2 separate regions of the Homo sapiens genome follow, and region 1 is linked to region 2. The links are chromatin loops, found by intact Hi-C in ENCODE. Cell type or tissue: PC-3. All regions are shown on one strand. Links, peaks and the distances in the headings refer to the core of each region. The heading gives the core; the rest is flanking DNA.

Region 1 (16,391 bases), core at 4,346-12,345, 62 kb before region 2:
TTTATATTCCTGTTTATTCACAGGCCCTTCTGCTTTCATGAACATTAGGCCAGGAGTTAGGAGACATAAATTCTAAAATCCTAGGCCTGATACTAATTAATTGTTTGATCTTGACTTTACTGGTGCTTTGTTATCTTGACTATGTATATCAGAAGGTTAATAGCTATATCATCTTTCAGCTCCAGAATTCTCTTATTCCTCATAAATAAAGCTAATCAACAAGAAAGTTATTCCACTTCGTGTATTAAAGTGAATTTGGGTATACAGGGACCTATCAAGGAAAAGATAAGAAAAGGGACTCTCATGTTTTGAGTTGGAAACACTGCTACAGGCCTCTACAACAAAATAGTAACAAGGATTAAAGTAATAACATACATACATCCTTTAAAAGTATAAGGATATGTGATACATTCATCTCCTTGAAAAATGTTTGAATAACTTTGGGTATTAAATACTATTGAAAATGCAGATGCTACTATATCTTATACCATTTACAACAAGATGAAAACTGAGGGCTTCCTTGTTGTTGTTCAGTGACTCTAACCAACCTCACAGCAGTTAAAAATCAATATCAGATTTGAGATTCAGTCCAGACCAACACTTCAGAGGAGGCTGGTCTTCAGATGAGGACTTGTCTTCTGGCACATAACTTTCTGAGGACTTGGGATTCTTTGAGATAAAAAGGATACTTTGAGTCTGAACTCCTGATGAAACAGAATTAATCCAGGACAACCGGCTATATTTTTTCAGATTGAAAGGGACCATTGAGTAAGTGCTTTGGTGTCAACCTCCTTTTGATAAAGAAAATACGTCCTAACATTTTGTTCTGCCCCGGCAACTTGGGCTCCCTTGCATAGAAGAATGAGTCTGAGGTGCTTTCTAACGGGAAGTTGAAGACAGGTTGTCAGAACTGTGGCAAGACCAGTAGTATTCTGAATCCAGGAGGCTCCCAATTACTGTCCTCTATGAGCCATGCGAATTAACCCGGGCCCATTGCATTGCCTGAGAAGAAATAAGGAATAAGTAAAATAAGTCACTATATTTTTGCATGGCTGCAACCTTTCATTTTGATATTCTGTGGAATGTGAGAACAGTCTGAATATGTTTGGTGCACATAGTTGATTCCCTGAGTGTAATGAAATAGGGAGCTAAACAAGATGAGATATTTTAAGAATCCTCATCACCACGAAGGAGTGATTTTTACAGAAAATAGGCACTCAATTTCTGAATATTGTAACTACGTAAAATAGAATGAGTGAGTTTAAAGCATTACTCTCTTGAAAATTTAGTTAGTCAAAGTCCTAAATTTTCTTTACCTCAATATAGAAATATATATTTACACAACTGAGTAGTTATTTATAGAAATCAACTAAAAGCGAACATTCCTGACAAGAAGGAGATTTTTAAAAAACAAAAAACCAGACTGGGCAACAATAGTGAGAGACCCATCTCTACAAAAAAATTGTAAAAATTATCCAGGCATGGCATGTGTCTGTAGAGCCAGCTACTTGGGAGGCTGAGGCTGAAGGAGCTCTTGAGCCGAAGAGTTGGAGATTGCAGTAAGCTATGGTTGCACCACTGTACTCCAGCCTGAGTGACAGAGAGAGATCCTATCTCTGAAAAAGAAAAAAATAATTAGTCATTCTAATGGATGTGTAGCAATGGCTAATGAGGTTGCACATCTTTTTATGTGCTTATTTCCCATTTGTCTGCCCTCTTTGGTGAAGTATCTGTTCATGTCTTTTGCTCACTTTCTTATCTGATTGTTTGTAAATTACTGTTGTGCTCTGAGAATTCTTTATGTATTTTAGGTACAAGTCATTTGTCAGATATGTGTTTTGCAAATATCTTCTCCCAATTTATAATTTGTCTTTTCATCCTCGTAAGAGAATCTTTCCCAGAGCAAAGGTTTTTAATGTTGATGAAGTCTAATTTATTCGTTTTTCTTTTTATGGATTGCACTTTTGGCATCAAGTTTAAGAACTTTGGTAGGGCATGGTGGCTCACACCTTTAATCCTAGTACTTTGGGAAGCTGAGGTGGGAAGAGGGGTTGAAGTCAGTTCAACACCAGTCTGGGCAACAAGTGAGACCCTGTCGCTACAAAAAAAGAAAAAAAAGATTTTAAGGACTTTGCCAGCCGGGCGCCGTGGCTCACGCCTGTAATCCCAGCACTTTGGGAGGCCAAGGCAGGCAGATCACGAGGCCAAGAGATCAAGACCATCCTGGCCAACATGGTGAAACCCTGTCTCTACTAAAAATACAAAAAAAATTAGCTGGACGTGATGGTGCATGCCTGTAGACCCAGCTACTCAGGAGGCTGAGGCAGGAGAATCACTTGAACCCAGGAGGCAGAGGTTGCAGTGAGATCACGCCACTGCACTCCAGCCTGGCAACAGAGCGAGACTCCATCTCAAAAAAAAAAAAAAAGAAACTTTGCCTAGGTCTAAATTCCAATGATATTCTCAAAGTTTTATAGTTTTACATTTTACATTTAAGTCTGTGATACATTTTGGGTTAATTTTTGTGTAAGATGTGTGAGCTTTAGGTCGAGGCTTTATTTATTTATTTATTGGCCTATGGATATCGAATTAGTTCAGTCTATTTTTTGGAAAAGCTATCCTTCATTCGCTGAATTGTTTTTGTACCTTTGTCAAAAATCAGTTGAGTATTTTTGTGTGGATCCATTTCTGGGTTCCCTATTCTGTTCCATTGATTAATGCGTCTATTCCTCCACTAATACTCCACAGTCTTGATTACTGCAGCTATATAAGTCTTGAAATCAAGTAGACTGTTTCCTCCCAATTCATTCTTTTTCAAAATTTTTAGCTACTCAAGTTCGTTTGCCTTTCATACACGTTTTAGAATAATCTTAACTATATCTACAAAAAAATCTTACTGATATTTTCATAGGAATTGCACTAAGCCTGTATATCAATTTGGAAGAATTCACATCTTTATTATGTTGAGCCTTCTAATCTATGAGCCCCTGATGTCTCTCCATTTATTCAGATCATGTTTAGTTTTCATTGGATCCTTGTAATTTTTACCATACTGCTTCTGTACACATTTTGTTAGATTTATACATTGAGATTTATAGATTTGCAGCCTCTCCAGGTAGTCTGGTAAAAGAAATTTAATACAGAAGAGTCACTACAAAGGGAGAACCTCAAAGCGAAACAGAGAGTGATGAGGCAACCCTGAGATTAGTAACATCAGGAAGTTATTAACACCCTTAGGACTGGAGGGACCAAGAGGGGAGTTGGCATTACTAGAGTGTAAGACCCAGGGTCACTGGTGGGAACTGGACTTATGACAGAGGCTGAAAGGGAACTGGGACGCCAGGGAAAAGTGATCTAGTGGGGACCTGGAACCCTGGAAGAGACAGCCAATGCTGGAGGCAGAAAAGAGGGCAGGGGAAATAGCTTGGTTTCTCTCTTTCTGCCATCCCACTAGTCTTCTAGTAGTGCCTCCCATTGATCAAAACTAACTGATTGGATAGGGAGTCTTAGAAATCTAAATCTAATTTGCAGCAGGAAGACAGAGAACTGACCTGAGAGCAAATAGGAAACAAGTTTCAAAATTAAATCAAGGAGAAGAAAAAAGCAAAAAACCCAACAACAGTAAACTTGTAACATTAAAGCAATGGAATCTACAGGTAAATATCTTCTGTAACCTTCCTAACCCCCTGCCCCAAAGACCCTGGGGCCAGACAGTTCTATAAAATTAAACAGATAATCCTAGTGTTATACAAATTATTTTGTATGATAACTAGATAACTAGAAAAGCAGAAAACCTACCAATTTCATTTTATGGAGCTAGTATAACTTTGAAAGTAAGAGTAGAAGGGGAGAGTACAAGAAAAGATCATCATAAAACAGTCATATCTCATTTATGAATATCTTAAGCAAAATAAGAATAAATTGAATTAAACACACATATGTATTGCATATCTATATATCACTATTAAATGGAGCTTTCCCATAATGCAAGGATGTTTCAACATCATAAAACACATAAATGTAATCCAACATTATCAGAATGAAAGAGAAAAACAATTCTCAATAGACACACACACACAAATACACTGGGATAAAATTAAATATTTTAGATTTTTTAAAGTCTTAGTAAATTATGAATAGAAGGGAATTTCCTTATCTTATTTCTAGACTCACTATCTAGTATTTTTACCTCAACCCAACTAAATCAGGGTATAATCGTCACCATTTCACTGCCAAATTTATTGGGCAATTATTATTTTAGTCTCTTAGCAGCATTTGACATGGAAAATCTCTCCCTTCTTTCTGTAATACTTTCTTCCCTGGGGTTTTGTGACTCTCCATGCCCTTGGTTTTTCCTCCTAGATGAATAGTCATCCATTCTCATTCTCATTCTCTGGGGCCACAATAATTTCCTGATATTTAAATATCAAAGTTCCCTGGAGCGCAGCCCTATATTTTCTTAGTTTTACCTCGTCTCTTTATATCAGCCATCCTTGTGATTGCATTCATTCCTGTGACTTCAAATACCATGCGTACACTAATGACATCCAAACCACATCCAGCTCCAACCTTGTAGTTAACATCCTCCCTTTCCTCAGCCCTTTCCTCCCTAAGTCCTTTGTAACTCTGTAAAGGCAACTCCATTTTACCAATTGCTAAGCCCAGAAATGTAGATTCATCCTTGACTGCTCTCTTTTCCCCAACCTTACATTAAATCCACCATTAAATCCTGTGGGTTTTATCTTCAAATATATCCTTAATCCATCCATTTCATGCTACCTTCATAGCTACCAACATGGTCCAAGCCAGCATAATCTCTTACATGATTGCTGTTGCTTCCCAACTGGTTTCTTAGCTTCAATTCTTGTTCCCCTACCGTTAATTCCACCAACAGTAGCCAGAGAGAACTTCTTAAAACATGATTCAGTTTATTTTATTTGATTTTTTTTTTTTTTTTGAGATGAAGTCTTGCTCTCTCGCCCAGGCTGGAGTGCAGTGGTGCGATCTTGGCTCACTGCAACCTCTGCCTCCTGGGTTCAAGCGATTGTCCTGCCTCAGCCTCCCAAGTAGCTGGGATTACAGGTTCATGCCACCATGCCCAGCTAACTTTTTGTATTTTTAGTAGAACGGGGTTTCACCATGTTAGCCAGGATGGTCTCAATCTCCTGATCTCGTGATCCGCCTGCCTTGGCCTCCCAAAGTGCTGGGATTACAGGCATAAGCCAGCGTGCCCAGCCCATAATTCAGTTTATATAATTTTCCATTTTATAATTCCCTAAAGTCTTCCCTCCCAAGGAAGTCTGAAGTTCTTGTTAGCATCTTTGTGGCCTGACCCTGGTCTACCTTATGACTCATCTCCTGCTAGTCTCCGTGCTTCCTCCCTTCTAGTCACACTGCCCTTCATTCAGCTTCTTGGACATACCGGGCTCATACCTAACTCAGTCATTTCTTTCATTGCCTCTTGCATAGAGATTGTCACATGGCCTGTGGTGCACCAGCCAGATCCTTTTCAGAAGGTCTTGTTATCTGACCTGCTAGAATCTCAATGGACAGCCCTGAGTGGATGGCCTCTTCAGGGGATTGTCTTAGTTGAAGAAAGCAACCTTGCTCATGTTCCTACTACTTTCTGGGTGGCTCATGCTCAACGTCTGATCATTGCAAGGCTATAAAGTCCAAGTACCCTTGCTCCTACTTATTCTAACTCCTAAATGGGATCATTTTAGCTCAACGCTCCCTATCAGAACTGGGCAAGGCTGTGATTGGACCTGCCATGCATTCAATTTCTCCTTCTACCCATTCTTCTTTTCTTCCATTTGCTTTCATAGGTGTTGGTCCCAAGGGCACTTCCTGGATGACCTGCATACTGAATTCTGTCTCAGAGCCTGCAAAATACACCCCAAACCACTTATTCAGTTCTTGGCTCACATGTTAATTTCTCAGAGAGATTGTCTCTGAACACTCTATCTACAATGCATTATCTGTCACTCTTTATCTCCCTTCATATCATGTATCCATACCTGAAAGTGTGTGTATATATATAACATATATTATAATATATCATATATAATATTATATGTTACAGTGTATATTACATATAAATATAATTATTACATATAATATAACTATAATATAGAATGTATATATTTTTGTTTACTATTTTGCAAGCTCCATGAAGGACTTTGTCACATTGACCATTCTATATGCAACACTTATAGAAGTGCCTGGCAAAGAGTAAGCTCTGAATAAGAATGTGTGGAATGAAAGGCAGAATAAATTTGATAATGGGTATGAAATATTTTAAAAAGATAGAAACCCCATTCTTTCTTTCTTTTTCTTTCTTGCTTGCTTGCCTTCTTCTTTCTTTCTATCTTTTTTTTTTTTTTCAGGCTCTTACTCTGTTTTCAGGCTGGAGTGCAGTAGCGCAATCATAGCTCACTGCAGCTTCGAACTCCTGGGGCTGATTGCTCCTTCTGCCTCAGCCTCCTGAGTAGCTGGGACCACAAGCATGTGCCACCACACCCAGCTAGAACTCCTTTTCTTAATAGAACAATTTTAGAACTTTAAAGTAAGAAAAGGTACAAGAATATTTGGTATTACTCTGCTGTTCAACAATGCAGTAAGATGAAAGCAATGATTTGAGGACTAAGAACTGGAAATTGAGAGACAAATTATTTTTATATGTAGACCATATGATTGTCTATAAAAGGAGTGCAAAAAAAAAGTTTTGAACAACCTGTTAGAGCTAATAAGAGAATTTGACCTATTTCAAATACATTTAATACAAGATCAAAGTACAGATCTATAGCATTCCTATACATAAGTAATGATAAATATGAAAATATAATAAGCAAAGGATAATTTACAAGAGTAATAAAAATGGTAACTATTTATGAGTAAGTCCAACAAAGATGTGTAAGAAGTTTTTGAAAAAAATCACAAAACATTGTTGAAGAATATGAAAGGAGATTTGAAGAAAATGGAATGAAATTCTATGTTCTTAGATAAAAACACTTAATACACTATGAAGTCAATTTCCTTCAAATTATTGTACAAGGTAAATACAAATCCAATCAAAACTACAGTAGAGTTTTTCATAGAATTTGACAAGCTAATCCTAAAATTCATGTGGAATAGTAAAGGATAAAAACTAGCCAAGAAAATTCTGAAGTGGAACAAAATGTCACAATCTCAAACCAATATCAGCTGAGAATATTTAAGATAGTGTGATTTTAGGGCAAGAAGAGACAAATCAATGAGACAAAATATGAAAGTTCAGAAATTGGCCTATGGAAAAGTTGGTATAGGAGAGCAGTTGCATCACAATTTAATATCAATATTTGATAAATGGTACAAAAACAATTCATATGGAGAAGAAATAAGAGTCCTATGCAAAAAAATTCCTGATGGATTAGAGAATTAAATTTTTTAAGCAAAATTTTTAAGATAAAATTTGGGACTTTAATTCCAATAAATCAGTGTAGGGAAAAATTTGTTAGATAAGACATAAGAGCACAAACCATAAAAAATGGACACATGATAATATTATAATTTAAAACTTTAACATCAGATAAAGAACAACCACACAACAACAAAAGCCAAAATACGTAGAGACAAGCTATAGACTAAGAGAAATATTTGCTATGTATTTAACTCACAAAGAGTTAGTAAGACAAACAATAGATAAATGGGCAAAAGGCATAAACAGGCAATTTATAGAAGAAAACTGAATGGTTAATAAGCATATGTTAAGATGGTCAACCTTACTAACAATCAGGGATGTGCAAATAAAAATGAGATACCCTTTCACATCTATCATATTAGTAGAATTAAAAGTTTGACTCTAAAAGGGGCTCATATGCTATTACTGTTGGGAGTCCAAATTAGTAGAACAGCTTTGGAGAGTAAATTGAACAGAAAGTTGAGATGCTTATACTTAACCATCCAGTAATTCAATTTCTAGAAAACATTCTCTAGTTGAGAGAAACTCTTACATAGGAATAATGTACCAGAATATTAATTACTGCATTATTTGTAGTAGCAAAATATCAGAAATCACCTTCAATATACAGGTATACCTTGTTTTATTGCACTTCACTTTATTGCTCTTTACAGATACTGTGTTTTGTTTTGTTTTGTTTTGTTTTGTTTTGTTTTGTTTACAAATTGAGGGTTTGTGGCAATCCTGCATCAAGCAAGTCTATTGGGGCCATTTTTTTCCAACAGCCTGTGATCACTTCAGGTCTCTGTGTCACATTTTGATAATTCTTGCAATATTTAACACTTTTTAATTATTATTGTACCTGTTTTATCTGTGATCAGCGATCTCTGATGTTACTATTGTAATTTCAGATGTGGTGAAAATAGCAAGAGAATTAGAAATAGAAGTGGAGCCTGAAGACGTTACTGAATTGCTGCCATCTTGCTAGAAAACTTGAATGAATGAGGAGCTGCTTCTTATGGATGAGCAAAGAAAGTGACTTCTTGAGACGGAATCTACTCCTGGTGAAGATGCTTTAAATATAGTTGAAATGACAACAAATTACTTAGAATATTATATCAACTTAGTTGGTGAAACAGCAGCAGAGGTTGAGAGGATTGACTCTAATATTGACAGAAATGAGTAAAGTGTTCTCAAGCAGTATCACACGCTACAGAGAAATCTTTCTCGAAATTGATGCAGCACGCAGCACTTTGGGAGGCTGAGGCAGGTGGATCACCTGAGGTCAGGAGTTTGAAAGCAGCCTCGCCAACATGGCGAAATCCTGTCTCTACTAAAAATACAAAAATTAGCCTAGTGGCCCACACCTAGTCCCCGCTACTTGAGAAGCTGAGGCAAGAGAATCGCTTGAACCCGGGAGGCGGAGGTTGCAGTGAGCTGAGATCGTGCCACTGGGTGACAGAGTGAGATTTTGTCTCCAGAAAAAAAAGAAAGAAAGAAATTGATACGACAAACTTCATTGTTGCTGTCTTATTGTAAGAAATTGCCACAGCCACTCCAGCCTTCAGCAACTACCACCCTGATCAGTCAGCAGCCATCAACAAGGAGGCAAGACCCTCCACCAGCAAAAAGATTATGACTCGCTGAAGGCACAGGTGATCGTTAGCATATTTTAGCAATTAAGTATTTTAAATTAAGGTATTACATTGTTTTTATAGACATAATGCTATTTCATACACTAGACTACAATGTAGTGTAAACATACCTTTTATATGAACTGGGAAACCATAAAAATTGTGTGACTCACTTTATTGTGATATTCACTTTATTGCAGTGGTCTGGAACTGAACACACAATATCTTCAAGGTATGCCTGTAGAAGAATGACTATGTAAATTGTCAAATACAGTCATATAGCAAAATACTGTGCAGCTGTGAAAATGAAGGACCTAAAGCTACATGTTTCAATAGGGATAAAGCTTAATATAATGCTGAGCGAAAAAGTAAGTTGGAGAATATATGGAGCATAATAATATTAAAAGCTTAAGAACAAAAAACATATGTTGTTTATGGATATACTATGTAATTGCTGATATAATTTATAATAAAACCAGCCATAGGAACGTGATACAACAATTATTCTGGGGGATAGAATAAAGGGAATGTGATTGGAAAGCATATACATAAGAGGCCTTAGCCATATTTATATGGTTTTATTTCTTTAAAAAGATTTTAGCTAACTATGGCAAAATGTTGGAATTTGTTGAAACTCAGAGATAGGCATAGAAATTTCATTACATTATTCTTTACACCCTTATGTAGGTTTGAAATATTTTATTTAAAACATTTAAATTTAAAATTATATTTTTAAAATCAAGACAAAGAAAAATCATCAAAATGTTCAGTTTCCTCAGAATCACCTAAATGCCGATCAATAGGAATCTAGCTAAGAAGATGTTAGTACATAGCAAATATTAAAAATGATGCTTCAAATTTATATCATATGGAAAGTTGTACAAATATTTTGTTGAACAGAAAGATTATAAAATATGTACAGTATAATTTCATATCTATATAATATATATATCAGAAGGGATAAATAAAAAAATTTAATGGTTAGCTCCAGTTATAAGTAGATAATAGATGTTCTTTGCAATTTTTCTATATTTTTAATGATCATGTGTATTTTTATACAAATAACAAGAACTATTGAAATAGATATTCACAATTCACTTATCTTAGAAATGTCAATTAAAATTTAAAAAACAATTTTCACTTATTTGCATTTTCACTTAAAAAAATTTACAGTCGTCTAACATATAACAATGTTTTGGCCAATAATAGGCTACATATATAACAGTGCTCCCATAGATTATAACAGAGCTAAAAAATTCTTACTGCCTAGTGACATCATAGCTGTCATAGTATCACATGCAGTGCAACACAACTCATGTGTTTGTGATGATGCTGGTGTAAACAAATCTACTGCCAGTTACCTAAAAGTAGAGCACACACAATTTTGTATAGTACATAATACTTGATAATGATAATAAATAAATGACTCTGTTACTGATTTATGTATTTACTATACTATACTTTTAATTGTTATTTTGGAGTGTATTCTTTCTACTCATGAAAAGATGTTGACTGTAAAACAGCCTCAGGCAGGTCCTTCAGTAGGTACCCAGAAGAAGGCATTGCTATCATAGGAGATGACAGCTCCCTGTGTGTTATTTCCCCTGAAGACCTTCCGGTGGGACAGGATATGGCGGTGGAAGACAGGGATATTGATGATTCTGACCCTGTGTGGGCCAGGGCTAAGGTGTGTGTTTGTGTCTTGGTTTCTAAAAAAAAAAGTTTAAAAAGTAAAAAAAAAAAAAAAAAAAAAATTAAAATTTAAAAACAGAGAAAGCTTATAGGATAAAAATACAAAAAAAGAAAACACTTTTGTACAGCTGCACAGTGTGTTTGCGTTTTAAGCTGTGTTCTTACAAAAGATTCAAAAAGTTAAAAAAAGTGTAAAAGTTTCTGGTGAAACCCCATCTCTACTAAAAATACAAAAATTAGCCGGGCATGGTGGCACGTGCCTGTAGTCCAAGATACTTGGGAGACTGAGGCAGGAGAATCGCTTGAACCTGGCAAGTGGAGGTTGCAATGAGCTGAGATTGTGCCATTGCACTCCAGCCCAGGTGACAGAGCAAGACTCTGTCTCAAAAAGAAAAAAAAAAATTATAAAGGGAAAAAGTTACAGTAAGCTAAGGTTAACTTATTATTGAAGAAAGAAAAAAATTTAGAGAAATTTAGTGTAGGCTAAGTATACAGGGTTTAAAGTCTACAGTATTGTACAGTAATGTCCTAGGCCTTCCCATTCACTCACCACTCACTCACTGACTCACCCAGAGCAACTTCCAGTCCTGCAAGCTTCATTCATATTAAGTGGCTTATACAGGTGTACCACTTTAAAATTTTCTATGGTATTTTTACTGTTTCTTTTCTATGGTGAGGTATGTTTAGATAGACAAATACCATTGTGTTACAATTGCCTACTGTATTCGGTGCAGTACATGCTGTACAGGTTTGCAGCTTGGGCGCAATAGGCTAGTCCCTATAGCCTAGGTGTGTATGTAGTAGGCTATACCATCTAAGTATGTGTAAGTATACTCTGTGATAGTCCCACAACAATGAAATCACCTAATGACACATTTTTCAGAACGTATCCTCGTTATTAAGTGATGTATGACTGTAAAATAATGAGTGATGGTAAGCCTGCGTTTAGGTTTTACCCTTGATCATGGATGTTGGCCACTTGAATCTGTATCGTATTTTCTAAAAAGGAATCTGGCAAGATGTAATAAGAGTACATTTACCATAATAGGAAATTAATTCCAAGGAAGTAATCAAAGATGCACATAGAATGTACGTATTCTTGCAAAAAAGATGCAAGCATGTTTTTGCTACAAAATTATTTGGAGCACAAAATGATTGGAAACAACCTAGATGCCCAATATCAGGGGATGTCAATAAATGACAGTATTTGCAATAAAATGCTATACAGCCAAAAAACAAACAAAACACCCCATACATTTGAGAGATACCTAATAAGATGGAAATATGCCCACAAATAAAAGCAGGATATAAGATATACTTCAAATTGTGTCTTTTACATATATATTAAAATACCAGGAGGAAACACACCAAAATTTAACAATAATTTCTTTGAGAGGTTAAGGGATTGATGATTTTTACTTTTTAATCTTTCTGTATTTTCCAGATTGTATAACAAACATAAATTTTATCATCTGAAAAAGCTATATATATATTTTTGTTTGTTTGTTTGTTTGTTTGAGACAGAGTTTCCCTCTTCTCCCCAGGCTGGAGTGCAATGGCACAATCTCAGCTCACTGCAACATCCACCTCCCTGGTTCAAGCGATTCTCCTGCCTCAGCCTCCCAAGTAGCTGGGATTACAGATGTGTACCACCACAGCTGGCTATTTTTTTTTTGTATTTTTAGTAAAGATGGGGTTTCGCCATGTTGGCCAGGCTGGTCTTGAACTCCTGACCTCAAGTGATCCACCCACCTCAGCCTCCCAGAGTGCTGGGATTACAGGCGTGAGCCACTGTGCCTGGCCTGAAAAAGCTATTTTTAAATAAAGAAAACAACCTTCATCCCTGTGCCTTTCTTGTCTCCCTCTCTAGTCCAATTGGCACCAGGTCACAGAGCACATAGAGATCCCTGGGTTATAGTGCACTGCAGGTAATTACAAGCCACCATTATAAATTGCCCCCTTGTCCAGACTATCCTCAAAAATGTAAGCAGGATTAGATGTCTGTGTGGGTCAACAAACAAGAAGAGCTTGTGAAGGATCAGCACTTTATTCTCCGATCTGGCTCAAGTATATAAATATTCCTTATTATGCATTGCCCTTGGTTTATTAGCCATTGCATCGTCTTGAACTGGTTTGTGACATGAGCTGATAGCATTTGTTGCCCCGAGGAAGGGTTAAACTATGAGAAAAGAGGGGTGGATTAAACAAGGAAGAAAAACTATCAATATGTCATAAAATATACATACTATTTCTAATTTATTCCTGTCCATTTGAGGCAACATATCTAATGTGTTACAAACATTTCTGGTAATACAGTATCGTTGTTCCCTTTAATAATGTGTTAGTGTCTGTAACTCTCATTTGGCCTTGGTGAATTACTGCTTTATTTAATGAAAAAAAGATAAATTGTACTTGATTTGTATTTATTAATTTCTATGAATTTGGTATATGACATTTATGAAAGCTTAGGCACATCATTTTTCCTTTCTTTAATTTACAGCCAGGGAACTGTTTAAATATAATTTTAAATGGTGCATAAAATGCTTCCTGACATATTTGTTTTCTGAATTTCCAACATGCGTATTTGCCATTTCTATATGATGAACAAATGCTGTCTCAAATTGTGGAGAAAGAAAAATGTTACCTGTTTAGAATTCCTTTATTAAATTTTAGCCCTTGTATTTTGGTGGCAGCAGACAGAGTTTCCTGGAGGTTGATAGGTTTAGTTGCAACTGCGGTCTAGTTCATGCTAACTCAATTTGATAGGCAAGCCTTTGCAGGTGTAGCCATCATTCATTTGGTGCAAAGCCTTGAACAAAGTCTAAAAATAGATATCACTTTGATAGCATTTTTGAGGACTAGCAGTTAAATAATAGATGAAATACATTCCTTAAAGAAAACTATTATTTCTCTGATTATTTTCTAAGTACAAAATAGCTTTCATAATATTTATATTTAATTAATTTGAAATTATTCTACTTTTCCTCTTCTGTATTATGGTCATATCAATTCTTAATTATTTTGAGAAAAATATATGGCTATTGTTCAAATAGTGTTATTCTGAAATTTCAGTTTTTGAATTTTTAAATAAACACAAGCTTTCTATGGTGTGTTTTCTTCCAAATAAGAGTCAACGCTTTATTTTAAATCAGAACATATTTGAAAGAAAATAATCACTAGCTCTTTTATGAGCAATCTGAATAAAGAATGGAGATGCTCAAAGTGCTGCTCTTCTCCTGACTTCTGTCATTAAAACAGATGTTCTCTATAACCTTGACCAAACAACTCCATTCTCTAATCAGAAAGAGCAGACTTGTTTGTGGATTTATGATAGATGTCTGTGCCAGACCCTGGAAGACTGTCTAGGATCTATGGGCTCTTACAGACTCATTTTTGTGCTGATATTTGGCTTGTAATTCTGATTTTAACTTGTTTTCTATATTTTCACCCAAACATGGTTTTACTTGTTTTTAAAAAAACAATTTTCTTATTAATTGGATATTCCTGATGTATTCATCACAACTATGAGTAGCTATGGCTTTAAATATATGATGGACTTGCTGATGTCAGCCGCTGAAAACTAATGCTGCTGATATCAGCTGACAGGACTCTAATTACTAGTTATGTGGCTGTTGCCTGCTTAAGAAGCTATTCAGTGAGTTATGATTTAGAAAAGCTGGAGAGCACAGGGCTGATTTGTGAAGAGATATCTAATATGAAAACACCACAGAAATTCTCAGATTGATCCTCACGACAGAGATCTGTCTAATTAGGAAGTGTCTATTTTAATACTAAACCACAAAAAAGCCCAGCTGGAAAAGAATTTATAGGAAGACACGGAACCATCACTAGTTCGGCTGACAGCAAATGCAACCTAAGCATGTTTCTCAGCGTTTAATCAATAGTAGCGATATAGGACAATTACTCCCTTACAGACAATCCATCTCGTCCTATCAAGAGGGAAGGTCTTCACAGGTGATCTGGATGGAGAATCCCTAGCCAACACCACTTCCCTTGCCTCCGGGGTTGAGGACTGCCTAGAAGCTAGACGCTTACTAGAGTATCACCGAAAAGACAGCAGAATGGGCAGTGCTGTCTCCTGGGACAACTTAAGGCAGTCACCCTTGGGTCTGAGTTGCAGGTGAGGCAGGACAACAGGGAGAGCAGGACCCTTCAGTCCAACTGGAGGATTCGATTGCTAAGTTCTGTGATTAGACCCTAAAGTTTTTGAGGATAAGAACCTGTTGCTAAGTTTATATTCTATGTATGCTCAATAATGACTGGCTGACTAACCCTAGAGAGATCTTTGAGGAAAAAAAAAAAAAGACTAAAAACTGTAGCTTTCCTCTGAGGTTAAAAAAAAAAATCTGGTTGCTTTCTTGCCAGATATGAGAAGACACTAACCCTTCACTGAGCTGTCTTTCTCAGTGGAGTTCAGGCAATGTCTACACAAAAGCACAGCATTTTTGCAGGAGTCAAGCCAGGCACATCGGTGTGGGCATCCGCCTTCATGCCTCACCTGGTCTCCTCCTTTCCTCGCCTCTGTGTCTGTGTCATCAGTGGGTATATGGAGAGTTTCACAGTCCAGCCTGCCGAGCAGGCTGTTAATGAGTCATGCCCGCTCCCTGCCTTAACTTTGGCACAGTCTCAATCTCTATGAAGAGAGACAGAACAGAGGAGGAAAAGGTGTTTTGAAAACACTTGCTTATGTTGATACATGTTTTATCTTTGCAGCTGTAGCCACAGAATAGGTAATAGGATGGCAAGTCATCAGAGTTTATTCCAGAAATATCCACAGATTTATTTTACACATATTTTTGCGTCTCTATTATAGAGTATGAAACCCTGGCCTAGGCCACGGGGATAGGATGGAAGCAGGATGGCCATCAGGCCAAAGAGAATGGATGAGTATTCAGCATCCAGCTTGACCACTGAGCTGCCAGGTGACCACGAGGAAGTTACGCATCCTTCTGTGCTTCAGGTTTCACCTCTATGAAATAGCTTTTTTTATACCAAGGCTGTGGTGAGGACTCAAGAAGATTATACCTGTAGCAATGCCAGGCACAACAGGCATTCTGAAACCACTACTTGCCTTCTTCCCTATCTTATTTTGGGTTTCAAGCACAGCAGACCCAGAGACAAGGATTCCAGGACACAAGGGATGCTGCAGGGGAGTGGGGAAGTGAAGCAGAGATTGGGAAGCTGCCAGTAAACATATATTACTAAGCAGATACCAGTGTGGGTGCTGGAACTTAATCCTGCAGGGGAACAGTGTAACACAGAGCCTCAGAATTATTCCCCCCGAGGGAGGAGAGTGCTGGGGTATTTATACACCTATTCCCAAGAATCATTGGTTGAGGGCTACTGGGAGGGGAGTAGATTAATTTGCAGGCAATTTCAGCCTGCTGCATGGCTTCCCTCTCTGCTGTTCTGGGGCAGGAAAGCCCTCAGTACAGAGATGCAGATTCTGGCAGTAGGCAGTCAGCTGAAGCATGTTGGCATGTCCTAGGGACCTGGGCAGGGCAATGACAGGCACAGGGGGGAAAACCAAGGCATAGAAAATACTGTAGTTTCCATCAAGAAGCCACTACTCTAATAAGGGAGATAAGCCCATTGAAGTTTCAAAG
Region 2 (16,391 bases), core at 4,414-12,413:
TGGCTCATGCCTGTAATCCCAGCACTTTGGGAGGCCGAGGTGGACGGATCATGAGGTCAGGAGATTGAGACCATCCTGGCCAACATAGTGAAACCCCGTCTCTACTAAAAATACAAAAAAAAAAAAAAAATTATCTGGGCGTGGTGGCACACACCTGTAGTCCCAGCTACTTTGGAGGCTGAGGCAGGAGAATCGCTTGAACCAGGGGGCTGGAGGTTGCAGTGAGCCAAGATCATGCCACAGCACTCCAGTGCCATATGACTCCAGCAACAGAGTGAGAATCTGTCTAAAAAAAAGTCCTTTAATAAGGTGGCCATCCTTCATTAGTCTGTAGAATTAAAGGACCAAGTACTTTTACCTGGCTGGGGTTCCATGTTGACTAAACCTGACTTGGACTAAAGTGTAGGTCATTAATGAATGAGACAGTCAGTACATGAAGATGACCCTGATCAGATCCTTGGCTTTCTGGACAGAAGCAAGGATGCTGGGACATGGGTTGACACTGGGCAGCTGAAGGGACAGAGGAGGCAGCCAGGAATTATGAGACTCAGAAATGAGAGGCTGGGGAAACCCTAAATTTCACTGATTTCTTATTTATACCATAAACCATGCAGGACAAACATGCTCTATTCACCGAGGTATTTTTGTCCCGTGCAGCTGTGTGGCTTAGCAGGAGCTTTGCTATCGAGCCATATGACTCATGCCAACACTGCTGCATATGATTTATGAAGACTTAAAGAAAAAGAAAACAGCCAGCTTCATTACGAAGGGGGTTTGTTTTCAGAGGATTTGTTCATCAAGGATCATGGTACCATTTGGTCCTTTCTTGCTTACTCTCTGAGTGAAACAGTGAGCCTGCCTCAGCCAGCAAGTGGTCAGAGGGCACCCTCCTGCCTCCCTCCTCCTCATTTGCTCTATTTCCAGCATAAAGAAGGGAACCTCTAGTTTAACAAGAGAACAGATAGCCACAAACAGAGATCTGTGGCTTTCACCTGCCACAGGAGCCTTAGTGACGATGAAACCTGCCAAACTGACTATCAGAGGTATTGTTTGGGCCTGGAACTGCTTACTTCAAAGTTTGGTCTACAGCCCAAGGCATGGGGAAAATGATTAAAAAGGGGTGAAGTTTTATTGACACCCAGGCTAGTAGCTTCTGTCAGATTGTCTCCCTGACTCACTGAGTAGGACAACATCTCCAGCTGTTTTTCTGAAATGGTCCACAGGGAACATTCAACAGCCCTCCCTCCCCGCATCTTCATCCCAGTCTCCCCAGCAGGGGTCAGAAAGGAAGAGGCTGAGATCTTGAACTCTAAATGTTTCTAACTCCTTCCCTAGAAACTTCCCAAGCTGGACTTGACTGGTCTAGTCTCTTTTCTGCTCTTCCTCCCTGTTTCAGCCTCACTGTCCAACAAGGCCAAGTTCACATTTATGCCTTGAAAACTGGGAAAATCAGGCCAGTTGATCGCCCAGGGTTGTGGCAGTAACATGTAATGGCTGCTTTGTGATAAAGTAGCTTTGACTAAAAAAGCAACTTTGGCAATATCCTGTTTATGTGCTTCCAGGAACGCACCGTTACCCACCAATACCCTCACCACAATAGAGTGGAATAAAAGTTCATAAGAATTTGTGAATAATAACATACTCATAGGGCCTGCACTTTGAACACTTTCATCTTAAATTTAATTGTGGGAGGCTCAGGATAAACTTTGTGTTCATGTTGTCTAACTTGTTAATAAGATACATAGTTTATCTTATCACTAGGAAAGATGAGAACAAAGCAGAGTTGGAAGATTTGCAAAAGGAACTTGAAATGAAAAATTTAAAAATATTGAACGTATGTGCCATATGCGAACAAGGTTATATTTTAAGCTCAAAAATAAAAATAAAAATTAAAAATTTTGGTGCAGTTTATTTCCCAGCAAAAGTATTAAATTAAATAGCCCATCTTTTGTTTCATTTTGTTGTAGTTAGTTTGGGTACAGTGCTTCCATGCAGTTTTTGGTTTATTTGTTTAATTTTTGTGTGGTCCAGCCCCTACCCCCACCAACACACACACAAAAGACCTGAACAATTGGTTACAGGTAGTTGTTTTAATCTTTCCCTCTGGAAGCTTTGAAGATGCTTCCAGCTGCATCAAAGTGCTTCATTGCTCTGCGCATCTCCGCCCAACTTCAAAGCCTCACTGCAGGAATTCGTAGTGCAGTGTGTACCGTGTAGTTCTAAAGGAGCTATTACTTTTTATTTATTGTGCAAATTTTTATGGAGATACCCCGGTATCTTTCTTGACACACCACTTAGCTTCAGAGTGGCTCCTTCTAGCTATTATTAAGAATTATCTAGGAAAATTATCTAAAGAAATAGGTTAGGGTCAGACAGCCTGAAACTAGTTTAGCTGACTTTATGTCCTTTCAGTGTCTACTCTGCCACACCCTGCCAAACTAACTCTTCTAGAAGATCTATCAGCAGAGTAGCTGGACAGCTTTCCCTTAGTTGCTGGGAGGAAGCTAATTAGTTTTAAGTTGTGATTTTAAAAAAAAGTTTCACCTTTAAAGAAATTATAGGTAAAGGATTCTAAAAGGAACAGGAGTCCTGAGATAGAAGAGCAAATAGATGCTCTTGGTTGGGCTGCCTAGTAGAACTTTGCAATGATGGAAGTAGTCTCTAATTTTGTGCTGTCCAATATGGGAGCCACTGCCACCAGTGGCTACTGAGCAGTTGAAATATGGCTAGTGTGACTGTAAGACTGAGTTTTACATTTTATTTAATTTTAATTCATTTAAATTCCCATAAGTGGCTACTATATTGAACAGCCCAGCTCTAGAAAACTAACCGTGTATGTGTACGTGTACATGTGTGTTTAGAAAAGCTAGGGCCAGCCTGGGCAACAAGTGAGACCACATGTTTATTTAAAAATTAACTAGGCATGGTGGCATGTGCCTGTAGTCCTACGTGCTTGGAAGGCTGAAATGGGAGGATGTCTTGAGCCCGGGAGTTCAAGGCTGTAGTAGCTATGACCATGCCACTGCATGGTCAACATGTGCAACAGAGTGAGACCCTCTCAAAAAAACAAAAACAAAAAAACCTCAAAAAACTAGGACCAAAGTGGGAGGAAAGAGAAGGAAGGAAAAAGAAGAAAAAATAGTACCTACTCAGAACTTACTGGAAAAATCCTTTTGACCTGTCACCATAATCTCTTCACTCAGGCAATAAGGAGATCCTGCAATCAGTCCTAAAGACAGTAGCGTCATCATTTATTTTCTGTAATCATTAGGGCACAAGGCTGCCATGCCCACACACAAGCTGGGCACTTCCCTGCATTCATCCCTACTGATTGATAGCATTTCAAGTAATCTTGTGCTAGGCAATGGATAAGAGGAAAAGGTAATGAAATTGCCTCCTCATTTACCAACCCAAGCCAATAATGTGTCATTGTGCGTGGCTGTCAGTTTTATACATCAAGGGTGCCCAATAACAGGTAGGACACCCGCCCTTTTAAAACAACATAAATCAGGAGTTGTACGAGTAGAGAGGGGTCACCAAGAGGCCACAGGACTCTCAGGCCTGTGCACTGTCTGATTTGGGGCCTTCAACATATTCCCTGAGCTGGCAGAAACACGGGATTCTGCATACTTTTTGGGAACTCTGAGCTGTGTGAATGCTATGAGCAAGCTCCCGGCTGAAGGAGGAAGGAACCACAGAAAGACTAAGTAGATGTGACTGTCCATAAATATGTGATAGAAGATCCTTGCTGGTTTGAAGTTGGTGGGGCGGGGGCTCCAAACACAGGCAGCAGGAAGAAAGCCCTCTGACCCCCAACAACTCACCGGTTTCCCTCTGTTCGTTTTCCTGCTACGTTCTAATTAGGAAACACTGAAGAAATCTTGGAAAGTATAAAGAACCAGACATTAATAAGTTTTTCTCCATCCAGGAAAAAAAAAACTTGTTAATTAACCCACATTTCACTTCTATAAAGTTTTTTTTTTTTCTTTTCCTCCTGATGTACGCATCTGGGCACAGCATTTAGCAAGGTACTGAAATGTTTAACTGCTGCTACCACTGCTGAGGTACTTTCTCGTCAAGAGAGATTTGCCTTTTTCATCATGAATTCTTTTGTTTTTCCCTGTGGCCAGCTGCTACAAAGATGCAGTCAATTTAGATTAAACAGGCTGAGGAGTGCTATTCAATATGTCACCCAGGCACACTTCTCTAAATACAGTGTGCAGCAGGTACAGCTTAAAAAGAAAAGTCAGGGGGCTGTTCACAGAGGGGCATGCACTTTGTTTTAAGTCTGGGAACAAGAGACGGATCCTTGGAGTGCAGATGTGGGTTTTTCCATATTCAGCGCTGGGAGCAGCTCTTGCCCTTTCTTTCTGCCTGTCTTCACCCTCGTCCCGCTCCTCCCCTTCCCCTGCTGCCACTGGTTTCTATCTCCATTGTTCCCTTAAGCCCAGCAGCCAATGTGCAGCCAGGCCCAGCACACGCTCCGCAGCCAGCAACTTCCTCTGAAGCTGCAACGCATAATTACAACCAGCTGCTCTGGGCTGCTGGCTGGCCAGCTCTGCAAACAAGCATCCCGATACCTCGAGTTCCTGGGAGGCAACAGCCTGATCTTGGCAGCAACAAATTCTCTGAAGGAAGTGCCCACACCCTTGTAAGAAGAGGGAGCAGCCCTTCTCTCTCTCCTGTGGCTTCCAGAGGCCAGCGCTGGTTCTGGTCCGGTTTCTCCTCTCGCAAGAGACTCTTGCATGTCAGTCAGAGAGAGCTGGTTCTATTGTTAATGGGAAGGTGCCTGCTTTCACCTGCAGCTGCCTTCATCCGACTGGCCTATTGTCTGACTGGTGTGACCACCAGCAGAATGGCGTGTCTTAGGCAGTAGCACTAGGAGCCCTGGCTTCTGGTCAGCCTCTCAGCTGAGGCATTTTGTGAATGTGTACAGAGAGATAGGGGTAGGAAACGTGAACTGCCCTCGGCTAGCATGAGGCTAAAAGACAACTGATGTTGCTTAAAAAAATACCAGTGAAAATCCAAACAAGCCTAACTTAACTTCCCTAAGGAGAGCAGCATGTGGGCAAGAGAGCTGAGGGTTCGTCCAGGCCCCGCCTCAGAGCTGCGGGTTCATTTTGGGGCCTCAGTGATCTTTCAGGCTTGGCTACAAGGATGACTCTGATCCAAAATTAGGCTTTGAATGTGTAACACAAGGCTCTTGGCCCCACCCACCGCCTCTCTCTGCCCTATGCTGTTTCTTTAGAGCCTGGCTGTGGGCCAGAGCTGGCCCTTCTGGCTCTTGGGGGAAGGGCTGGCCACAGCGTTCTGTTTCCAGGCAGGGCTTTAGCGTGGGTGAAGGTGCATGGCGCAATTTGGGAAGAGGAGGGGAGATCAATACACTTGGAAAGGGCACCCAACCCTAGAATCACCAGCCCCGTCAATCTAAAGCTGGAGAGGGCCCTGCAAGGGGCAGGTGTGCCACCTGGGGCTGCCGCATTGCCCCCACCCACCTGTGCCTCCCAGCCCAGGCTCCTAATAGTCCCACTGAGCGCCAGCCAGGCCAGGAGGACTGCCCTGTCATGCCCAATAGCAGCCTCCGAGGTGGGAAGCAGCTGGGAGTCTGCTGTTGAAAAGGAGCTGCTCATTTTACAGGGCAATTTCCCAGGGATGCCTGCCCTGGCAGTAGTGGCTCAAGTGGGGCAGACAGGAACATCTTCGAGAAGATTCGTTCTTTCTGTCTGAGCTTGGGCAGTCATGCCATGGCCAGCAGCAGCCAGCTGTCTATTATATTGGGTTTCCCATTTGCAGACCTCTTTGTTTCAGTATTAAAAAATCTCGGGAAACTTTTCTGGCTGAGTGGTACTGGGCAGGTACTCGGGGGCACTTGCTGGGAAGGAATAATAGCAGACAGGTTTGGCAAATGGGATGCAGAGAATTAAGTCGTTGTTGGATATGTGTGAACAATGGGGTTGGTACATTATCAGCTATAGCTTTTCTGTGTCTCTTCATCAGTTTCTAATAAGCTTTACAATTTAATTTCCGACAGGAAAAAAGTATCAGTTTAAGGTGCTCTTTTGGTGTTCAACCCATGCTTTCTCTTCTGATTCTTAAGCCTGGCTACACTTTAGAAGCTCATACAAGCTCATGTCCGTAATAGCATCACGACGCAGCTATTTCAGCCTGCAGATGACTTGTGCAGCATGACTGGATCCTCCACTTAGAGCAGTCTGGAGGGCCCAGTGACGCAGTAATATGATTTTCGGCAGGTTTTTCTTCGGGCTTACAAGGAGGAGCAAGCTTAACAAGCAAACAGTCATGCCTGAGTTCTCACTTTCCTGCAAACTTTACTTGAGAACCTCAGAGATGAGAGTTGCTTTAGAAGCCTTCCTAGAGAAGGAATATGGAGAAGGCACCTGTAGCCCTGTGAGATCAGTAAGTGGAGGGGAAAAAAAAAAAGATGTACAAAAACAGAAAGAGAAAAAAAAGCCAGTCTTCAGGGTTATAAAAAATGAAGTTGGGAAGGATAAGCGCTGGGTTTCAAGGCTTAGATTATTCTAACTCTGTCTGTAATTACCTGCATGGAGTTGGCAGTTTACTGACTTCTTCTAGTTTAGGTTTTCTCATTTGTAAAATAGAGGAGATTATACCATTTCTCTGCCATTCTACCATGGGGAAGCGTGTGTGTCTGTGACTGTGGAGTGAGGGGGAGAGAGGAAGCATGCTAAAAACGTTAAAAGTAGTGTAGAAATGCATTTTGCAGTAGTAAAGTTAACTATTGGTAATAATAGCATCTACTTGTGCACCTTCTACAGGTTATCTGTTTATATTTAAATGAATCATTAGGTCCAGCCATGGAAGTGGATTTAATGAAATACTGTCGACCAATGAATGAAGAAATATAAGTACTTTTTCATCTTCTTATTTTGAGAGAAAAAAATCATATTTTCTGTAATTTATAAACCATCAGATGAAGTTTTATTTTACCACATAAACGCAACTATGAAGGTTTTCGGGCCTCTTCCAGCATCTCCTAGTGCTTTCCAAAGATGTTCCTGACAGTCTGAGAGCAAGGTATCATGTATCATTCTTTCCACCAACAGATGGAGAAACTGAAGCATGAAGAGGTGACGCGAGGTCACCGAGGGAGCAGGTGATGGACTGGCTTCTGGTCTCTTGCTCCAAACCCTGCTCCAATTTGTCTTTCTTATAAACAGCCATTAATAACTTTATCTCCAGGCTGAATGCTGCCAACCAGGACCCACAACGTGCTGAGCATTTGTATGCAAATGAGCTCTCCACCATCCTGGGGAGAACACAGGGTGCTGAACAGGAATGGAGGAAGGAGAAATAATTGTTACTACTGGAGTCTAAAACGCCATCCAAACCCAGACTCACAGTGAAATTCCAGAAATGAGGAAGTAATGAGTGTTAAATTCAATATCATCAGTCAATCCACTACTAACAGATCAAGATCCTATAAACCTAATGGCAGGACTTCCTAAACATTTACTTTATTTTTATATATATATTTTTTGAGACGGAGTCTCAGTCTGCTCCCCAGGCTGGAGTGCAATGGCATGATCTCGGCTCACTGCAACTTCTACCTCCCGGGTTCAGGTTCAAGCGATTCTCCTGCCTCGGCCTCCCAAGTAGCTGGCACTACAGGCATGTGCCACCACACCCAGCTAATGTTTGTATTTTTAGTAGAGACGGGGTTTCACTATGTTGGCCAGGCTGTTCTCAAACTCCTGACCTTGTGATCCACCTGCTTCAGCCTCCCAAAGTGCTGGGATTACAGGCGTGAGCCACCGCACCGAGCCACATTTACTTTATTTAAAAATCTATTTTTGACACTAAGAGATTTTCCTTCCTTAATATCAGAACTGTGCCAAGAATTAGATGGATGGCAAAATAATTAAAATTTCATGTTAATGTTCATATGTTGTGATCATGCGTATCACCATGTATAAGTCAACCAAATGCTTAGGTTGATGGAACATTCCTATTTAAAAATTAAAGTTGTGACCCATTTTCCTTCACATATTGTCGGCTCAAATATGTACCTGTTCCCTTTAGGCTTTCAGCCCGACTCAGCCACTAGCTTTGTGACCTTCGGCAAAGGCCCTGAACCTCAATCTCCTACTCTGCAAATGGGAGCAGTCAGGTTTGTCTCAGATTTTTTGCAAAGGCTAATTGACTTCATGTTTGTAAAAGTATTGGAAGCAACCCCTGGCACGTAGACAGTGCTTAGTGAATACCATTTCCTTTTTCCCCCTTTGAATATGTTTGTTATGAAATGCTTGAGTTTTTGGAGCCAAGGTATACTTTTATATACCTTGCTCACAATTCTATAAGGTAGCTAAGGAAGGTACAATTCTATAAGGTAGCTAAGGAAGGTGCAATTATGCCTTTCATATATAGAAGAAAACTCTGTCTCTGAGAGGTAATTTGCTCAGAGTCAGGCTGCAAATTGGTGCAGAACTAGAAGCCTGGCACCCTAATTCCTAGTCCTGTGATCTTTCCATTAACTTTTTATTGCCACCATTGCCTCCGCCTCAATGAAAGCTCCTGTTGTAGCCCACCCCAAACCAATTCCAGCTCCCAGGATGTGGCTCCTCGGTGCCTCTTTCCACCCCTCCCTGCACTGTTGCCCTAGCTTCAACTCCATCCCATTTTTCAGTGACTTCCCTCTACCTCTACCTGGGTCTGGATGCTCAGAGACTAATCTACATAGTGTATGAGTCCAAATGACTTTGGGAGGAAGGTTCTTTTAAACAAAAGAGGTTGAATTAGATACCACCATACATATTGTGTTGTTAAATATCTACAGCATGATAAAATCATTCCAAATGTCACCAATCCCTGGGGAGTTTATTAATAATTAAGCATTTTTAGTTCACTTAGAAATGCAGATTCCATTTAACAACAGAATGTACACTAAATATGTCCATTATATTGCAGCTTGCAGCAGAATATGTTAGAGATCTCAGCTGGGTTTCTCCAGGACAGATGACAAAGTTAATGCAGGTATCAGTCTTTCCTAAAGGTGGCAGAGGAGCCAAAAGCAGCATCCTGGATTGGTTTATAGGGTCTGCATTTATTAGGAGTGTTTATTAGGATGTCTAATAATGGAAAAGACAACTTGGCAAGGGTAGGAGTGGATTGGAGGAGAGCCGGGAGAAGCCCAAAGGAAATGGGATGATCTCGAAAAACAAAAGGAAGGGCAGCAACCCAGGGTCTGTGGTGTGTGAATCATTTGTCCACACACTGATTTTTAAGGTTTTCAAGGAACAGGCAAACAAAGCTATCATTTTATATGTTCCACTTGCTTGGAAGGCCATTTACATTTTTTTTGGCTTATTCCGGAAAGATAGTCATGGTTACACACACACACACACACACACACACACACTACACACACTACACACATGTACTCCACACACACACACACACACTTCACACACATGCACACACACACTCACATATACACACATGCACAAGCACTTTTCTTTAAAATGCAGTTTTATTTCCTGGGCAAGGACAGAACAGCGAATATCAAGAAAGGAAGAATGGGGAAGAAGGGAAGGGCAGGAAGGAAGGAGTGGAGGGAGGAAGGCAGGCAAGCAAAAAGGCTGGCAACCTTCTTTGTCTCTTCCATAGATTTACTGTTTCTTCCTAGGCCCACCAAAAAAGGTTCCTTTTGAAGGTGATACAGAGGAGGGAGGAAAAGAGAGAGAAATTGAGATAAAGAGGAAGTGGGGCGCGGTTGTGGTGAGATGCAGGGAAATGAGCTGATCCAGGCATTAGTGTTGGAGCTCTCGCTCGCTGTGCAATGCAGGATCTTGGGCATGTTATTTAACTTCTCTGTCTAGGCCCCTTTCCTACCAGCAGAAGTTTTCATGATCTTACAGACTCCCTCTAGCCTTCATGTTCCAGAAACCTAGGCTTGAAGCAGTGAGAAGGCCCCTTCTTAATGATACCTGAAAACTTTGCAAGCTTTTAGCAGAAAATGACTGTGGATAAATACTTCTATTTCCTCGTTTTCCAAACGGAAACTACATTGCAAGCTATGCCACTTCTTTCCTCTCTCACTTAAAGCACCTGCCAAACTAATAAAAGAGTCATAAATTTAGTTGTAAGGGCTCCAACAAAAGAGAAAATCCCCGCCTACTAGGGCAGCCAGGCTGTCACCAGGAAGTAAAAGCTGCAGCGGAGACTGCTCTTGTGTAGAGTGTAGCCAGTCTGGGTGCTGGAGGGGCAGCAAGGCCGAGAAGCAGCACAGAATGAACATGGGCAAAGGACTCAGCTAACACTGCAGTTTCTTAATTTCCTTCCTGAGATGATTGGGGTTCAGGGTCCAGTGAGTACCGCCTCAAAGGGACTTCCCGGTCTGAAAATGGTGTGTGCATGTCTGGGGACTCACTCCCCAGGTGTTCTCCAAAACCAACACTTTCTGTTGTTTGAGGAGAGGGCAAGGAGTGTTATTTATCGCACAGCTGCCTTGGGAGAATTAGGGAGGGAGCTGAGCTTCAAAACAGCTTGTGAACTTAGAGACTAGGAAATGGTGGAGAAAGATGACTTAAAGCCAAATAGATTAATAAACTCAATTATCTGGATGGTTTTCATTAGCCACTGGTTTTCCTTTTCTGAAAATCACGGCTGTTTTTTCCTGCTATGAACCAGCACATCCCCAGTGAGAACAGTGTTTATTATATTTCAACATTCACAGAAGCAGGTGGTGAGCTTTCCCATTTTGCCTTAACACAGACACACACATATCACCACCACCACCAATAACAACCTGATAATGCAAAGAATTGCTTTGCTCTGTCTCTTTAAATAATCTAAAAATACTCCTTGGGTACCATCAAGGCTAATCATCACAATTATGCTTATAACCAAGCGGGTACCACCACCTATGGTCCATATGTTGCTTCAGATAGGGACTGCAGGGTCATATTAGATAGGGCATGGCCTCACTCTTCAGCAGGATTAACAGAAGATGTGTGCACGTGTGTGTGTTTGTGTGTGGGAATTGTTACCAGGTTTAGCTCCTGTAATTTCTCACACTTTAGGTTCCTGGCATAGAAAAGCATCTTTGAAATTTCTAGGGTTCTAAGCATAATCACAGATTTTTCAAGCTGGCAGGAGTAGGGTCCAACCAACTCACTGTGTAGATGATTAAACTGTGGCTCCAAGAAGTTAGCAGATGAAGGGTGGGTCACCCAGTTGGTTGGTCAGAGATCCAGGAATGGAATCTTGGCCTCCAGGTTCCTTGTCCTGTGCTCTTTCTACTCAGTGTGGATTTGAGATCTGTTTTGCAGAATTTCCTTTAGGTTTTGTACTCAGCTGGAGACCACACATCATGTTATGGGTTTATGTATCCAAAGTCTTCACTAGTCAAGTGTTCCCCAGCACTCTCTGCGCTGGTCCACACTGTCACAAGGCCACATCGCTGCAAAAAGATATGGCAGGAGCACTCGGCTCCGACAGAACACACGTGCTTTTTCATCAATATCCTTTTTCTTTGCTCTGAGGTTAATTTCTGCTTGGCCTCAATTTCTTTTTTATCTGTGCCTATTCATTTATATTAGTTTGTATACCAACACTTACATCACTCATCTTTAAATCTGGGAGACATTGAACATAGCTAAATGCAACTCATAGAACCTGAAAAACAATCTAAGTCTAAGTTTGTGTAGTATTTCTTGTGTAGTATTTCTTATCCACTCCCCATAGTGATATGATAAGTGGGAACTTTGAAATCATGTCAGTATCAAACCTCCCTTCTGAAGATGAGGCTAAATGACCTGCCCAAGGACATTACACAGAGCTGGGAAGGGAATGGTCTCCCTAGACTCACCAACTTTTCTTCTTTTGATTATGCCACAAGACTTATGAACCTGCCAAAATCTACATTTACACCCTCTGCTCTTTTCCAAACCCCTGGTATAGACACTAGAGGTCAATGAGATGTACATGACATGTGCATGGAAAGAATATGGAGAGGACAGGATAAGGCCTGAGCAACCTAGCTTATGCTGTTCAATGAATGAGCTACAAGCCATGTGTGCATATTTAAGTTAAAATTAAGTTAAAATTAAACATTTAGTTCCATAGTTGTACTAACCACCTTTCAAGTATTCAGGAGCCAGAAGTGGCTAATGGCTACAACATTACACAGTACAGATATGGAACACTGCTGTCACAGCAGAAACTTCCAGACCTTCGGCCATCAGGACCAAATAATAATAATTACCATATACTGAGCCCCAATAGCATACCACACCCTGTCACTTGTGTTTAGTGCCTATTATCTAATTAATCTTTGTAAAAGCCACAAGGTATTATTATTATTTGTATTTGCCAGAGGAAGAAACTGACCTGTAAAATTCTTAATAATTTGCCCTCAGTGTTTGATAGTAAATGGCAGAAATATGAACACAGACCTGTCGATGGCAAACTATAATATGACCTCCATTTCTCTGTGAGGAGCCATAAAGACTGATAACAATCTAGCAAACATTTATTGAGCAGCTACTATGTGCCAGGCGCTGTTCTAACAAGTAGCATACATATTCATAGACTCCTCTATAAGGTAGGTATGATTATTATAATTTTATAGGTGAAGAAATGAGCTTAGGAAAGTTGAGAAACTCTCTTGTGGTCATCTGACTACTAAACAATAGAGTCAAGATTTGAACCCAGGCCATCTGATTCTATAACCTGAGTTCCAAACTGCCACAATCCACTGATGAACAATTGGTGGTTGCATCTGGGTTGTACGAAAGTCAAGGACTGACCTGTGGCTTATGGTTCCAATCTTTGTTCACAGGGCTGGTTGCTCTTTCCAGATGGGCTCCCTTGCGGGGCCAGTCCTCAAATGCCTCTGGTCAGAAGGATCTGCTCTGTTTCTCCCTGCTGCTGGCCAGCAAGGTCTGTTGCTGTCTCTGTAAAGCTGTTACTGCTAGAAGTCATCACAAAAAGCAACATTTGAGTAAGTCTTAACATGGGTCCTTTGGCCTGCTCCTTCAAGTTGTCCCACTGCAGCTCACCACAGGGCAACTTTAAGAGCATCCTGTTGACATTCCTTCTTAACATTTGGCCAGCCCAGAAGACATCCCTTCAGTCCTGGTGGGCTGGCTGCACTCCAGGGCATGTTGGTGAATCTAGCATATCCTTTAATGTGAAGCAGTCTAATAGGCTCGTGAACTGGCTCAAAAAGTTGGCGGTGATATTTGCGGCACTGGTCTGTGGATTTTTATTTAGTTTGGTCTAAAACCAGGAGGCATATGGACACCATATTCCACCTGCCAGCCTCATCAGGATATTCTGATTTTTTTCTCTATTTTTCCATCGCTTTTATATTTTTAGAGCATTACTCCTATTTGAGAATTGAAATTCTGTGGTGATTTTTAATTGTGTTTCAGTGGTGAAATTCTTTGGCTCCCAATTGGATTTCCTTGCATGGGTTCGCATTTTGTCTTGGTCAATGTTTTGACTTTTCACACTTTATTTTTTTTATTTTTATTTTTTTGAGACGGAGTCTTGCTCTGTCGCCAGGCTGGAGTGCAGTGGTGCGATCTCAGCTCACTGCAACCTCCGCCTCCCAGGTTCAAGCGATTCCCCAAGTAGCTGGGATTACAGGCATGCGTCACCACGCCTGGCTAACTTTTTGTATTTTAATAGAGATGGGGTTTCACCATGTTGGCCAAGATGGTCTCCATCTCCTGACCTCGTGATCCGCCCGCCTCGGCCTCCCAAAGTGCTGGGATTGAAAGACAAGCCAAAATCCTTTGAAGGCTGTTTCAATGAGGCTGGGTCAACGGTCACCATATGAAAATTCATAGATGACTTTAAGAGAAGATGGTCTGTGGACTGTAAAGTTGGAAGTGCCTCCCTTAAGACCTGGAAACTTAGGTTTCTTTACGTGCTCTGGAACAAATAAATACTCAAACCAGCCTCAAACTATTGGTGGTATGTGCTGGCTGTGGGCAATACCAGCAAATAACTGGCAGGATCTTCCTGGGATCCTACAGAGCTTCTTTAGTGAGGGCAATAACTGGCCATGTGGAAGCCAACTCATGTTATCAAAGACTTTGTAAACTTGGAGGGTACGATGCACTTCCTCCATGTGACATGCCACAAGTACCACAGGAAAGTCACTCCCACCTCCCCACTGCAGCCCAAATACACGGCTGTCTTGCAAGAGTACAACTGACCATCACTGGCTTGCCAGGATGCTGACCTGAATTTTGCTACAACAGAAAGTGTGGAAAGCTTGTGAGAGCTGTCTTATCATTCTCAAATTTTTTTCTCCTTCAAAAAAGATGATGAACTTGAAATCTTGCTGCCTGTTCTTGGCATCCTATATAATAATGAATGAGAGATACGGCTATCTAAGTAGCGTCTTCCATTTCAACTAAAAAATTTTCTCAGGTGCAGGCCTGGGACTTACAACTCATGATTCCAGTTCCAGCTTCCTTAAGGTGAAACACATTCATATTTTAAAACCAAATTGGCATGGATACTTCAAGAGGTAGTACATTCCCTCTCGTTGGAGAGACTTGAGCACAAGCTGGTTGGCTATTTGTTTATTTTTATTATTTTTCCATCTCCCTCTCCTAGTACTGGTTGGCTATTTAGAGGGCATACTATGATGGGGATTTAAGAACTGCTCAGACGGCCAGATTAGATTACCCAATCAAACACTGACAGGCTTTGATTCTAGCTTGTTCTCCAGTCTGCAAATGTCGGTACCCATAATGTTCTACTCTTTAAATAGACCATGCTTTTCCTTCTCAGGGTCTTTCCCTATGCTGTGTGCCATGTGTATGTGTTTTTAAATTTTCCTGGAACATCAATACTTCCCACCCCTGTACATGGCTAGTGTAGACCTTTTTTTTTAATTGTTCAAATGTTAATTTAAATGTTTTCTGCTTAGAGAGGCCATTTCTAATCCGTCTGTCTATATAGATACATTATGTTATTCTCTATCTCTGAATCTAATTTTTCCCCCAGATGTAGGCAGTTTGTAAGTATATCTGTAATTGTTTGTCATTTGGTTGGCTGTAGCCCGTAGGAGGGACCTGTGTCTATTTTATTCATTAATGTATATCTGTGTTTAGTGTATAACAGGCACTTAAATAATTTTTGAATATCTGGCTGAATGGATGAATATTAAAATCAGATTGAAGTCATTTATAGAAACTACACTGCAGAATTTTTTAGCTGGAAGACATGTTTAGAAACAATCTATTCCATTGTTTACCAGTGAAGTATAAATACTTTGGTTTCTTCTTTCCTTACTCCGCAAGGCTGATGGTTGAGCTATATACATTTCTAAGTGCTATATAGCTATTTTTGATTAGGTCACCTGTTGGGACTTGTTTACTGTATCATCAGAAATCCCAGCAAGAGAAAAGAGAAGTTTTTTTGTTTTGTTTTGTTTTGTTTGCTTTTTAAACAATATCCAGGGCTTGGAAATGTACTTATAGTCTATTACTTTCTTTCCAGATCATTTGGAATAATTTATATTCCTTCAGACTTCATATAGCTCCAGCTTGTCTGTGAGGAGTGGGTGGGGCCTGAAGTCTTCCTCTGGTCCTGTGGGTGGACAATGACCTTGCCTGTCTGGCTCTTGGGCACCATGGTGAACTCTCCGGGTGGGGGCTGGCTACACTGAGTGTGTGTGGGACCAAAGTAGTAGGCACCAATGATCAGATGCATCAGGAACAAAGAGGGAGGAGGGCAGGTTCCTGAAAATAGAAAGCACATCACAAAATAGATGATGAGTTGATAATGCCTTGAGGCCTTTGTTCAGGAACACTTCGGCACTATAAAGGGAAAAATGACAGTGCCATATTCTTCTGTGAAGTGTGAGTCGGTTTTCTTCAAGAGTCTTCCCAAAGAAGGCCTTGTGGGTTGTGGCTAACTCAGTTTTCCATTTTTATCTAGATTTGTTCTTTAACGCAAGTGTTATTCTTTTCCAAGGCTTGCTGTATCATCACATTAACAATAAGATAAAACTTGACAAAAATTCACTGAAAACAATAAATGTGGTAATTGCATATTCTTGTCCTAGGTATTCCCTTTTTGTTCTCAATTAAAAAGCAGTTCCAGCAGTTGTGTATGCTGTATCATTTGTTCACCTTAAATAAATACTTTTGAATCTAAAAATATAGCAGAAATAAAACTTTCTGAAAAAAATAAAAAGCTGAAACAGTGTCACATCAAAAATAAGAAATGGATTTTAGGGGATCGGGATGGTTTTCAAGAGGTTGATGTTTTCTGACAAGCCAACCCCATTACAGGCCGCTATCTAGGGGATCTAAAGTCTACACCAAATAACCAGCCTAGAACTCTAGCAGAATAGTATAAACACCCACTCAGATATCTTAGATTCG

The links. Peaks named below come from ENCODE experiments on the same cell type or tissue, not always from the same donor. Only the 100,000 strongest peaks of a DNase experiment are listed, where the experiment ranks them.
Region 1: a loop joins it to region 2, with 2.8 times the contacts of the local background. A loop is called at or near these places in 6 of 110 quality-filtered maps.

The regions. Positions count from the first base shown.
Region 1 is chr4:140,171,523-140,187,913 of GRCh38, forward strand. No RefSeq gene overlaps it. Among named protein-coding and RNA genes, the nearest start is that of MAML3, 26 kb to the left of the region's middle. In PC-3, for the core only: no CTCF peak of the experiment used is centred there; DNase peaks (open chromatin) are centred at 5,379 and 9,269.
Region 2 is chr4:140,233,315-140,249,705 of GRCh38, forward strand. LOC124900784 (a long non-coding RNA gene) reads left to right here and starts at 6,288. Exons shown (of 2, transcript XR_007058280.1): 1 at 6,288-6,417; 2 at 6,798-10,605. RefSeq lists a silencer at 10,140-10,329. In PC-3, for the core only: no CTCF peak of the experiment used is centred there; no DNase peak of the experiment used is centred there; H3K4me3 peaks cover 342 bases; H3K27ac peaks cover 1,001 bases.